Regions from separate parts of the Homo sapiens genome. Here region 2 is linked to region 1. Evidence: chromatin loops called from intact Hi-C (ENCODE). Cell type or tissue: PC-9. All regions are shown on one strand. Each heading gives the region's core, and the rest is flanking DNA. Links, peaks and the distances in the headings are about the cores only.

Region 1 (7,885 bases), core at 1,523-6,522:
TAGCCATCTCTACATTTTGCTTAGAACAAAGACAATAGTTAAAGAATGTCACAGCAAGTGTGCAATGACTGAAAGTTCTTCCAAAATGAGAGCTTGAATACACACCGTTCCCATTCAGGAAATGGGAGAGAATTCGAGGAAAAAATAATGTAGAAAGTTTTCTGCTTACCACCCCTTCTCTCACAGCACATATCTGCCGGGGTTTGGGGGTAATAAGAGTTGGCAGTGACAATTGAGTCAGCCCTTCTAGAAGTTCAGACAGGAAAGAGTGGCCTGATGTGCACGTGTTTGGTCTGTGGTTGACAGTTTGAAAGTTAACTGGAAGAAAAAGCTGATGTGCCAATTGCAGGAAGCCATGCTGCAGACCTCCCTGCGTTAACAGAATGTGTAGGTACAGTGTCCTCAAGTAAGCAGCTACAATTTGGTGGGATCTTTTGTGCTGTGAAGCTACACTCCAGACCCTCTGAATGTCACCGATGCCATAGGAACAGATCAGAATATGAATAGTTGTGCCAACTTAGGGGTCAGCCCAGACAACAAGAAAGAAGACATTAACTTTAGCCAAGCATGTATTTGAATACCAATTTCCCTCTTTCTGAATCTGGAAACAGAATTGGGACAGGAGGATAGTAAAGAAAACCAAAAATGGAATTTCTAATTTGGAACTGATGTGAATTTTGGTTTTGACTGGGAAAACGGCTCCTGAATTCTACTGTATTTACCAGAAAGACTTAGACTTGAATTACTGTCCAGAAGACAAAAAGGGAAGTTTTTTAAAGTTGTATTTGTGTAACTTTCATATTTGCAGACTGTTCTATTACATGTAGTATAAAATATTTCTGGACCATGTGGGGAAAATTTAATATTGAATCTCAAAGTTAACTGAGGTTACCTGAATTTCTGAGACTATTTTAGTGATAATTTAGCTTCTAAGAAAAGATGTTGAGGAGAGGTGGAGCAAGATGGCTGAATAAAAGCCTCCAGTGATCATCTCCCTGCAAGAACACCAAACTGAAAACTATCCACACAAAAACCTTTGTAAGAACTAAAAATCAGGTGAGCGATCACAGTACCTGGAAAGAGGTATATTGAGGAAAGAGGCACGGAAGAAGGTAGGAAAGACAGTCTTGACTGGCCTACATCACCACTTCTCTATGCCCTGGCAGCGGCCACATGGCGCAGATAGAATCTGTGTGCCTGGCAGTGGGGGAACAGATTGTGAGACTGCGTTGGAACTCAGTGCTACTCTATCACAGTGCAAAGAAGAATTTAGCCCACGCCCATGGAGGAAACATTTATACCTAGCCAGAGATAGCTAGGTATATTGATACCTAGACACCTAGATATTTATAGCCAGAGATGAATTGTCCTTCCCAGTAGTTGGAACCTGACTTCTGGCAAGCCCTGCCACTGCAGACCAAAGTGCTCTGGGGTCCTAAATGAAAGGCAGTCTAGGCCACAAGGACTGCAATTCCTGGACAAGTCCTGGTGCTGTGCTGGGCTCTGAGCCAGTTCACTTCAGGTACACACAACCTAGTGAGACGCCAGCTGGGGCAGCCAATGGAGTGTTTACGTCACCCCTCCCCCAAAACAGAAAGCACAGCTTGTGGCTTCTAGAAGGACTCCTTCCTTCAGCTGAAGAATGGTTCAACATATGCAAATCAACCAATGTGATAAATCATATCAACGGGATGAAGGACAAAAAACATGATAATTTCCATTAATGCTGAAAAAGCATTTGTTAAAATTCAACCATCCCGTGGGGTGGGGGGAGGGGGGAGGGATAGCATTAGGAGATATACCTAATGTAAATGACTAGTTAGTGGGTTCAGCACACCAACATGGCACATGTATACATATGTAACAAACCTGCACGTTGTGCAAATGTACCCTAGAACTTAAAGTATAATTAAAAAAAAAAACAACCATCCCTTCATGATTTAAATAAAACCCTCAAAAAACTGGGTATAGAAGGACATACCTCAATACAATAAAATCCACATATGACAGACCCACAGCTAGTATCATACTGAATGGGAAAGGACTTTCCTCTAAGATCTAGAACAAGACAAGGATGCCACTTTCACCGTTGTTATTCAACATAACTGGAAGTCCTAGCTAGAGCAATGAGACAAGAGAAAGAAATAAAGGGCAACCAAATTGGAAAGGAAAAAGTCAAATTATCCTTGTTTGCAGATGATATGATCTTATATTTGGAAAAACCTCAAGACTCCAGCAGAAAAACTACTGGAACTGATAAATTTGGTAAAGTTGCAGGATACAAACAGACATACAAAAATCAATAGCATTTCTATGCCAGCAACAAACAATCTGAAAAAGAAATCAAGAAAGTAAGTCAATTTATAATAGCTACAAATAAAATAAAATATCTAAGAATAAACTTCACTGAAGACATGAATGATCTCTACAATAAAAACTATAAAACACTGATGCAAGAAATTGAAGAGGACACCAAAAAATGGAAAAATATTCCTGTTCTTTGACTGCAAGAATCGATATTGTTAAAATGGCCATACTACCCAAAGCAATCTACAGATTCAATGCATTCTCTATCAAAATACCAATGACATTCTTCACAGAAATAGCAAAAATAATTCTAAAATTTAAATGGAACCACAAAAGACCCAGAATAGCCAAAGTCATCCTGAGCATAAAGAACAAAACTGGAGAAATCACATTACCTGACTTCAGATTATACTGTAGAACTATAGGAACCAAAACAACATGGTACTGTTTGCCTCCTCAGAGGAAAGAATTTGAGGGGCATAAGGCAGAAGGAGAGACTGAGGCAAGTTTTAGAGCAAGAGTGAAAGTTTTATTAAGAAGTCTTATAACAAGGGCCAGGCCCAGTGGCTCACGCCTGTAATCCCAACACTTTAGGAGGCTCAGGCAGGTGGATCACCTGAGGTCAGGAATTTGAGACCAGCCTGGCCAACATGATGAAACCCCATCTCTACTAAAAATACAACAATTAAGGCCAGGTGTGGTGGCTCATGCCTGTAATCCCAACACTAAGAGGCCGAGGTGGGCAGATCACCTGAGGTCGGGAGTTCGAGACCAGCCTGACCAGCATGGAGAAACTCCGTCTCTACTAAAAATACAAAATTAGCCGGGCGTGGTGGTGCACGCCCGTAATCGCAGCTACTCAGAAAAGCTAAGGCAGGAGAATCGCTTGAACCCGGGAGGCAGAGGTTGCAGTGAGCTGAGATCGCGTCATTGCACTCCAGCCTGGGCAACGAGCAAAACTCCGTCTCAAAAAAAAAAAAAAAAAAATACAAAAATTAGCCAGACGTGGTGGAGGTCACTTGTAGTCCCAGCTACTCAGGAGGCTGAGGCAGGAGAATCGCTTGAACCCAGGAGGCAGAGGTTGCAGACAGCCAAGATCATGCCATTGCACTCCAGCCTGGGTGACAGAGTGAGACTCCATCTCCCAAAAAATAAATAAATAAATAAAAGTTTTATAACAGGAATAAAAGGAAGGAAAGTACACTTGGAAGAGGGCCAAGTAGGTGACTCAAGACGCAAGTGCGTGGCTTGACCTTTTGACTTGGGGTTTTATACACTGGCATACTTCTGGGGTTTTATGTTACTTCTCCCCAGTTGCCAAACTCCTGAGCTCTTATCAGGAAGCTGCTGATCACCAGTTTCAGGTGTTTTCTATTTATTAGGAGAGACTGCCTTTCCTTGGCACTGGCTGTGACCAGTTATTAGTTTAGAGAGACAGTTGACCACCTGACCATCACCTGATGGTTGCCTGACACTCCTGGTGTATTGTGGGGGGTGGGGGAAGGGGCGGAGCTCTCTTCTGCCCCACTCATACCCAACTAGCTACCCACTGTAACATTACTTGCATGAAAACAGGTACATAGACTCATGGAACAGAATAGAGAAATTAAAACAGTTGAACTCATGGAGATAAAGTAATGGTTACCAAAGGCTGGCAAGGGTAGTGGTGGTGGTAGGAAAGTGGGGATGGTTAATGGGTACACAAATATTGTTAGATTGAATGAATAAGATTTAGAATTTGGTAGCACAACAGGGCAACTACAGGCAACAATAATTTACTGTACATTTAAAGAAAACTAAAAGTTTCCTAGCCAGAGCATCAGACAAGAGAAAGGGCATCAGAGTCGGTAGAGAGGAAGTCAAACTGTCACTGTCAGTGATGTGATTGCATACCTAGAAAACCCTAGGTATGCAGTAAGACTCATCCTAAAAGCTCCTAGATCTGAAAAATGAACTCAGTAAAGTTTCAAGATAGAAAATCAATGTACGCAAATCAGTAGCACTGCTATAAACCAACAACAACTCAGCTGAGACTCAAATCAAGAACTCAATCACTTTTGCAACAGCTGCAAAAATAAAATACTTAGGAATATACCTAACCAAGGAGGTGAAAGATCTCTTCAAGGAAGACTACCAAACACTGCTGAAAGAAATCATCGATGACAGAAACAAATGGAAACATATCCCATGCTCATGGATGGGTAGAATTAATATTGTGAAAATGACCATACTGCCAAAAGCAATCTATAGATTTAGTGCAATTCCCATCAAAATACTATCATCATTCTTCACAGAACTAGAAAAAACAATCCTAAAATTCATATGGACCCAAAAAAGGCCGGCACAGCCAAAGCAAGACTAAGTGGAAAGAACAAATCTAGAGGCATCATATTAGCTGACTCAAACTATACTACAAGGCTATAGTTACCAAAACAGCATGGTACTGGTATAAAAAAAAGGCATGTAGACCAATGGAACAGAATACCCAGAAATAAAGCCAAATATTTACAGCCAACTGATCTTTGACAAAGCAAACAAAAACATAAAGTGGGGAAAGGATACTGCATTCAACAAATGGTGCTGAGATAATTGGCAAGCCACAGGTAGAAGAATGAAACTGGATCCTCATCTCTCACCTTATATAAAAATCAACTCAAGATGGATCAAAGACTTAAATCTAAGACCTGAGACCATAAAAATTCTAAAAGATAACATCGGAAAAACTCTTCTAGATATTGGCTTAGGCAAAGAGTTCATGACCAAGAACCCAAAAACAAATGCAACAAAAACAAAAATAGATGGGACCTAATTAAACTAAAAAACTTCTGCACAGCAGAAGAAATAATCAGCTTAGTAAACAGACAGTCCACAGAGTGGGAGAAAATATTTGCAAACTATGCATCCAACAAAGGTCTAATATCCAGAACTCAAATCAGCAAGAAAAAAAATCAAAAAGTGGGCTAAGGACATGAATAGACAATTCTCAAAAGAAGTTATACAGGCCAGGTACAGTGGCTCATGCCTGTAATCCCAGCACTTTGGGAGGGTGAGGTGGGTGGATCGCCTGAGGTCAGGAGTTCAAGACCAGCCTGGCCAACATGGTGAAACCCCATCTCTACTAAAAATACAAAACCTAGCTAGGTGTGGTTGTTGCGCACCTATTATCCCAGCTACTCGGGGGACTGAGGCAGGAGAATGGCTTGAACATGGGAGGCGGAGGTTGCAGTGAGCCGAGATCGCACCACTGCACTCCAGCCTGGGCAATAGAGTGAGACTCCATCTCAAAAATTAAAAATAATAAAATAATAAAAATTTTAAAATTAAAAAGATATACAAATGGCCAAGAAACATATGAAAAATGCTCAACATCACTAATTATCAGGGAAATGCAAATTAAGACCACAGTGAGATACCACCTTACTCCTACATAAATGGCCATAATTTAAAAATCAAAAGAACAATGGATATTTGTATGGATGTGGTGAAAAGGGAACACTTTTACACTGCTGGTGGGAATGTAAACTAGTACAACTACTATGGAAAACAGTATAGAGATTCTTTAACTAAAAGTAGATCTACCATTTGATCTAGCAATCCCACTACTGGGTAGTTCCCCAGAGGAAAATAAATCATTATATGTAAAAGACACTTGCACACGTATGTTTATTGCAGCACAATTCACAACTACAGAAATACAGGACCAGCCTAAATGCCCATCAACCAAGTGGATAAAGAAAATGTAGTATATACATACTATGGAATACTACTCAGCCATAAAAAGGAATGAAATAATTGCATTTGCAGCAACCTGGGTGGAATTGGAGAACATTATTCTATGTAAAGTAACTCAGGGATGGAAAAACCAAATATTGTATGTTCTCACTTATAAGTGGGAGCTAAGCTATGAGGACGCAAAGGCATAAGAGTGATATAGTGGACTTTGGGGACTTGGGAAAAGGGTAAGAGGGAGTGAGGGATAAAAGACTACACATTGGATACAATGTACACTGCTCAGGTGTTGGGTGCACCAAAATCTCAGAAACCACAACTAAAGAACTTATTCATGTAACCAAACACCACCTGCTCCCCAAAAACGATTGAAATAAAATTTTTAAAAAAGATAACTAAAAGTGTATAATTGTATTGTTTGTAACAAAAAGAAAGAATAAATGCTTGAGGTGATGGGTGCCCCATTTATTGTGTGTGGTTATTACTCATTGCATGCCTGTATCAAATTATCTCATGTACCTCATAACTATATACACCACTATGTATACACAAAACTAAAGATTAAAAAAATAAATTTTAAGACATAGAAAAAAGATGTAAAAAGAATCTTTACTTCCTGGGAACTGACTAGAGTTGCCAAATGCCTCAATTGGCCCAGGACTATCTGTTTTCCTAAGACAGAAGAAGTGCTAAAACTGGGAAAATCCTGGGCAAACTGGGATGAATTGGTCATCCTAGGATTTATCTTAAATGGAAGCACTTTTAGGAATTTTCAAACTTTGAAATTCCATATTTCTTTCATACCTAGAAATAAATTTAAGATAAAGGTAACAAAGCAGTTGGCTATATAATCAAATGTTAAATGTTTCTCATCTTAACAGGCATAACTGTAAAACATTTTTCATGCTAACATGTAAAAAATAACCAATAAATACATTATTTTAGTTTTACATTTTTGTGTTAATATAATACATTATATGTACATTATAATATATATCTATTATATAATAAATAATCTCACATCTCAAGTTTTTTTTTTTTTTTTTGAGATAGAGTCTCACTCTGTCACCAGGCTGGAGTGCAATGGCGCCATCTCGGCTCACTGCAATCTCCATCTCTCCCAGGTTCAAGCAATTCTCCTGCCTCAGCCTCCCAAGTAGCTGGGATTATAGGCACACGCAACCATACCCAGCTAATTTTTGTATTTTTAATAGAGACAGGGTTTCACCATGTTGGCCAGGATGGTCTCGATCTCTTGACCTGGTGATCTGCCCACCTCAGCCTCCAAAAGTGCTGGGATTACAGGCGTGAGCCACCACGCCAGGCCAAGAATCTTATTTTTTTAAATATATGTATTTAAATATATATAATATATAAGAATATATACATATTTAAATATTTAAGAATAAGTATATATATTACACTATATATTATTTATATATTTAACTATATAGTTTATAGATTATATTATCTAGTATATAATCATACATAGTTCTTATATATGATTATTAACTTTTAACATATAAAATATATATTTTAAAAGTTAAGAATCATATATATATAATTATATATATAAAGTTAAGAATCTTGAGATGTGAGATTACCCTGGATCATCCAGGCAGGGTCAATCTAATCATATGAGTCCTTAAAAGTGGAAGAGGGAGGTAGAAGAAGGAGTCAGGGAGATGAGACAAAAGAATAGACAAGAGACTCAGAGGAGAGACACTTGATCCACTGTTGCTGGCTTTGAAAATGGATGGAGGCCATGAGCCAAGGAATGCAATCGGCCACCAGAAACTCAGCTGTCAACCGTCAAGGAAACAGGGAACTGAATCCTACAACTACAAGG
Region 2 (5,000 bases), core at 1-5,000, 200 kb after region 1:
AGAGAAAAAATTCAAACTTCCTTGGACAAAATTTTAAAACAGTATGCCCTGCAGAAGAAGAGGTTTTAGTAGAAATCTTTGTTTTTGTATTCTTTGATTTCTTAGATCTGGATTGGAGTGGGTCACCAAACTTTTTCTGTGAGAGGCCACTAAGTTAATATTTTAGGCTTTGCTGGCCATGCAGGGTCTCCACAATTGCCCAACCCTGCCCTTGTAGCCAGAAAAGCAGCGATAAACAGTGTAAAGCATTGTTTACAAAAATAGGTGGTGGGCTAGATTTGATCTTCCAGCTGTGGTTTGCCAGTCTCTGTCTTGGATTCTAAGCTACTTAAAGTGTGTCCTACCTCCCTCCCTCTGCCCTTCCTCTTCCTCCTTCCCCTCCCTCTCTAATTACTATATGAACATCTGGCACTTCGTACTTAAGCCCCCCTTTTAATGTATATTTTTTAAATACCTAAAATTTCTTCTCTGAAAAATAAATATTTCTATGCTAGTCTGTAGCCAACAGAATGTAACACCCTCCCTGAAAATGCCAACATTACCCGACACAGACTGGGATTAAACAAGTCTAGGCTTCTAGACAAAGAAGAAACAGTGTTTTCTTATCTTTTTGAGTGTACTGAAGCAGAAGTTAACTCTTTGCTTTCAGATGTGTCCCTTATCATCGAGAATTGCTGGTGGTCCTGTATCATTTTATTATAGGAAGGAAGGATGGACACCAGAGAGGGTGGGGAATTTGGTTTACAGGGAATCTTGACCAGTGCCTGCCTATAAAGGGTACCACTGTGAAATCCCCAGCAGTAAGTAGGTTTTCTAAAAATCAAGTGTGTATTTCTACTTGCCTAGGTTTTAGGGCCTTGTGAATGCAAGTCGAATGATAGAGGAAATTGGCTTGGAGGAAAATGTTGGGGAGTTTGGGTTTAGCTGGGTGCAGTCACCCCTAGACTTGGATGTGGAGTGAGTACCCCTGTTGACTTTAACATCTGTGTGTGTCTTAAAGAAGACTGCTACTTTTCTGGTTTATTGTCTATGCCTACAGATGACACGTGGAATAAATTGCACATTAAAATGTCTGACATGAAAATCAGAAGAGCTTAAGTTCATTCCACAGAAGCCTTTTGTTAGAATCTTCAAAGGATGAGAACCAGGATGAAGAAGAGTTTACAGTAGGGAAGTATTTCTCAACTGTAATTGTACATAAAAATTGCCTATGGTGCTTTAAAAAAATACAGAGTCTGGGGACACATGTTCTCGGGATCTCCTAAGGGCTGTCACAGACCATAAAGTTTAAGAAGAAAAAAAAAAAATACAGAGTTTGGGACCTCACCCAAAACCTACCAAAATGAAACTTGTGGAGATGAGGCTCAACAATTTGCATTTTCAAAAGCTCTGTGGGTGATTCTAATAGCCAGTCTGGGACCTTATTGTGGGCCAGATTATGAGAACTACTATAACAGGAAGACATAGACCTGGGCTGGCTCTAATGGAAAGGGGCCTTCTAGAGCGCCTGGGGGTTTTGAACTGTTTGGGTACAGATAACTCTTTTTAGTCTGGATACTTACAGTGATCCTGAAAATGTATATTATGCCTTTTCTCTTTAGGAAATCTTTGGGAAGGCTTTTTTAGAGAACGTCTTTGTGGATGAAAGGGGCTCTCTTTCTCCACATCTCTTAGACCCACTCCAATCCACTCCAAACCACCAGAGAAAGTCCTCATTGTTCAGTAGAAATCCAGCTGCCACACTGGATCATTCCCATCAGCACAACACATGATGTCTTCCCATCTTAAAAAGCAATTTGTTCTTGAACACCCCTTTCCCCCTTCAGCTACCACCTCATTTCTTTATAGAAAAATTACTTAGTGGGCTGGGTGCAGTGGTTCACGCCTATAATCCTAGCACCTTGGGAGGCCCAGGTGGGAGGATTGCTTGAGGCCAGGAGTTCAGTGTTGCAGTGAGCTATGATAGTACCATTGCACTCCATCCTGGGCGATTTAGGGCTCTCCCCTGTCTCTAACAGAAAATAAGAAAAATTACTTGGAAAATTGTTTTTATTACCTGTCTCCAATGCCCCCTTCCCTTGTGCCCAGCATTCTCTATGGCTTTCATTCCTGTCAGTTCTAACAAAGCACTTCAAGGTCACACCTCCAGGTTGCCAAATCCAGTAGCCAATGCTCAGTCTTTATCTTTCTTAGCATTTCAGGAGTATATGACAAAGTTCAGTTGGTCACTCTCTTCTTTTTAAAAGAAGCTTTTTAAAATTTGGCTTCTGGAATTCTACTCTTTTGGTATTCTTTCTACTTCAGTGGCTTTTCTCTCCAGTCTCCTTTTCTGGGTCCTCCCCATTTCCCCCATTGCTAAAAGTTGGTATGTCCCGAGACCCAGTCTGTGTACCTCTTATCTATCTATGTCCATTCCCTAGTTGTTTTCCTCTAATCCCATGGCTTTGAATACTAACTGTATGCTGACGACTTCCAGATTTCTCTCTCTTGCTGCAGCCTTTTCCTGAACTCCAGACTTTTATATCCTACCTGCTGAATTGATATTTTCACTTAGAGGTTTCGTGGGTATCTTCAACTTAGTATATCTGAAACTGAACTCCCAGTTTCTTACTCTCCATCCCCCCATGGCTGCTTCATCATTCCAGTTGTATAAGCCAAAGCTTGCATCCCACATCCAGTTCATCAGTAAAAGTGGTTTGTTCCACCCTCAAAATATGTCCAAAATACCATTATCTGTTAGCTGGATTGTTGCAAAACTCATCTAACTCATCTTCTTGTTTCTCTGTCATCCCTTCTGTAGTCTTTGGTCAGTACAGCAACCAGTCATCCTTTTGAAATGCTAGTTAGAGCCTGTTACTCCTTTGTATAAAACTCTCCAGTGGGTTCTCATCTTATTCAGAGTACAAACCAAGTCTTACAGTGATCTACAGAGCCCTCCATGTTGGCATTCCCTCCTCCTCTCAGCTTCTCTCACCTCATCTCCTAATACCTTTCCACCTTACTCACTGCTGCTTCAGCCGCACTGGCCTCCTCACCACTCCCTGGAACTTGCCAGCATGTGCCTGCCTCAGGGTATTGCACTTGCCATTCCTGGAATGCTCTTCCCATTCCTGGAATGCTCTTCCCCCAGATGTTGCACTGTTTTACTTCTTCAGGACTCTGCTCAGATTTCACCTTATCCATGTCATGAGACCATCTCTGATAATGCTGAATTAAATAGGCTCCCCACAAACTTTCTATTCCCACTTCGTTTTTCACCGTCATCTGACACACAGAATTTTCATTTTTATTTTAAAATCTGTTCCTTACCCAAGCATGCTCCCTACTTTTACTGTAAGTTCTACAAGGTTGAGACCTTGTCTTATTCTCTGCTGATCCCCAGTGCCTAGAACAGGGACTGACACATAGTAGGTTTTCAGTAAATGTTTGTTGAATGAATGGAAGAATTTGGACTTGAGCAATTATCAAGGCCAGTCATAGCTGTTAACCTTGACCTAATGGGTGGCTGTGGTAAGAAATTAATAAGCAATTGTGAAAACTGAGAAAGCCATTTTAGTATGTAAGATATCTTATGGTATTTGTAATTTGTAATTATTTCCTCTTTTAAGGACAGATGTAAACAGTACATGATCAGGGGAATTAGGGACCAAGTTTATTAGGAATGAAACTAAAGAATAAAAGGCACTGTAGCAAAATGAAGGATTGGAGGGGTTTTTTTGTTTTTCGTTTTTGAGATGGAGCCTTGCTCTGTCACCCAAGCTGGAGTACAGTAACACGATCTCAGCTCACTGCAACCTCTGCCTCCCGATTCAAGTGATTCTCCTGCCTCAGCCTCCTGAGAAGCTAGGATTACAGGCACCTGCCACCACACCCAGCTAATTTTTATATTTTTACTAGAGACGGGGTTTCACCATGTTGATCAGGCTGGTCTCCAACTCCCAAACTAAGGTGATCTCCCGCCTTGGCCTCCCAAAGTGCTGGGACTACAGGTGTGAGCCACCGCGCCCGGTGGATTAGAGTATTTTAAATAGCACATCACAGTGGACTTTTAAGTTCACTTAGCAAATAGTTGTTGAATAGAAAAAGTAAACTATTGGTCAACTTTTTGTGACTTTGTGGGATTATTGGAGTTGACCTTAGTCTATTACTATACCACCGTGACTAGGTATTAGAATCTTGTTTTTCTAATTAGATTTTCTCTTTTTAAAAAAACTATTTTTCACTCTTCTGTTATAGATAAAAGCCAAACTATAGCCAGCTTTCAATAGTATATGAATATCACAGAACAAGAAATAGCTTCCCACACAATTATGGTGTCTTTTTCATATCTTAACAATTACACATTTCTGAAATATGGGCTTATGTAGCTTATATTTAATTGCCTTTTTATTTCTTTAGTGTTATAATTAACTTAGTTGCCTTCTTTGTGACTCCGTTAAATCTCATGTCAGTCAAATCCCTGTAGTGGGATCTTTGTTCAGCAGAGCGAGTGGATTTTTTGCCTCAGCTTACACGAGTGGGGGTGAATATTGGCCTTGTTCCTTTAGCCCAGCTCAAGGACTTATTCATGCCTGTAGTCTACCACCATGAATTAGGTCTGGTATTGAGTCTTGGAAGCATGGGGTTTGGGTTAATAAGGCATATTCCCCAGTTCTTGGCTTAAAATTTCACTTGGGAATCTTTTTTGGTGAGTATATCAAATAAAATGGCAAAGATGTGCAGATTAGGATGAATTTATCGTATGTTTTGATAATGGAAATTGTTTGTACCCTCTAACAGTGATTTGCACTTATTTGAAATTACTCTCCAAGGGTGTTTGACATTCTAGTGTTCAGTTAAGAATTCTCTCTGTATGCATATAATGGCTGTTTTATGATCACATTTTAATTCCTATGATAAGTCAATTTTGGCCCTCCAGTTTACTGAAGTGTATATGGCATTTTGGGGCATTGCAATTAGGCAATGCAAGCAGAAAGCTTTTATTTTTTAGAACTTCTGCA

The links. Peaks named below come from ENCODE experiments on the same cell type or tissue, not always from the same donor. Only the 100,000 strongest peaks of a DNase experiment are listed, where the experiment ranks them.
Region 2: a loop joins it to region 1, with 2.1 times the contacts of the local background. A loop is called at or near these places in 1 of 110 quality-filtered maps.

What each region holds. Positions count from the first base shown.
Region 1 is chr1:182,889,910-182,897,794 of GRCh38, forward strand. No RefSeq gene overlaps it. Among named protein-coding and RNA genes, the nearest start is that of DHX9-AS1, 54 kb to the left of the region's middle. RefSeq lists a silencer at 284-333. In PC-9, for the core only: no CTCF peak of the experiment used is centred there; a DNase peak (open chromatin) is centred at 3,602.
Region 2 is chr1:183,091,134-183,096,133 of GRCh38, forward strand. All of the region lies in intron 1 of LAMC1 (laminin subunit gamma 1), which reads left to right. Among named protein-coding and RNA genes, the nearest start is that of LAMC1-AS1, 48 kb to the right of the region's middle. In PC-9, for the core only: no CTCF peak of the experiment used is centred there; a DNase peak (open chromatin) is centred at 3,038.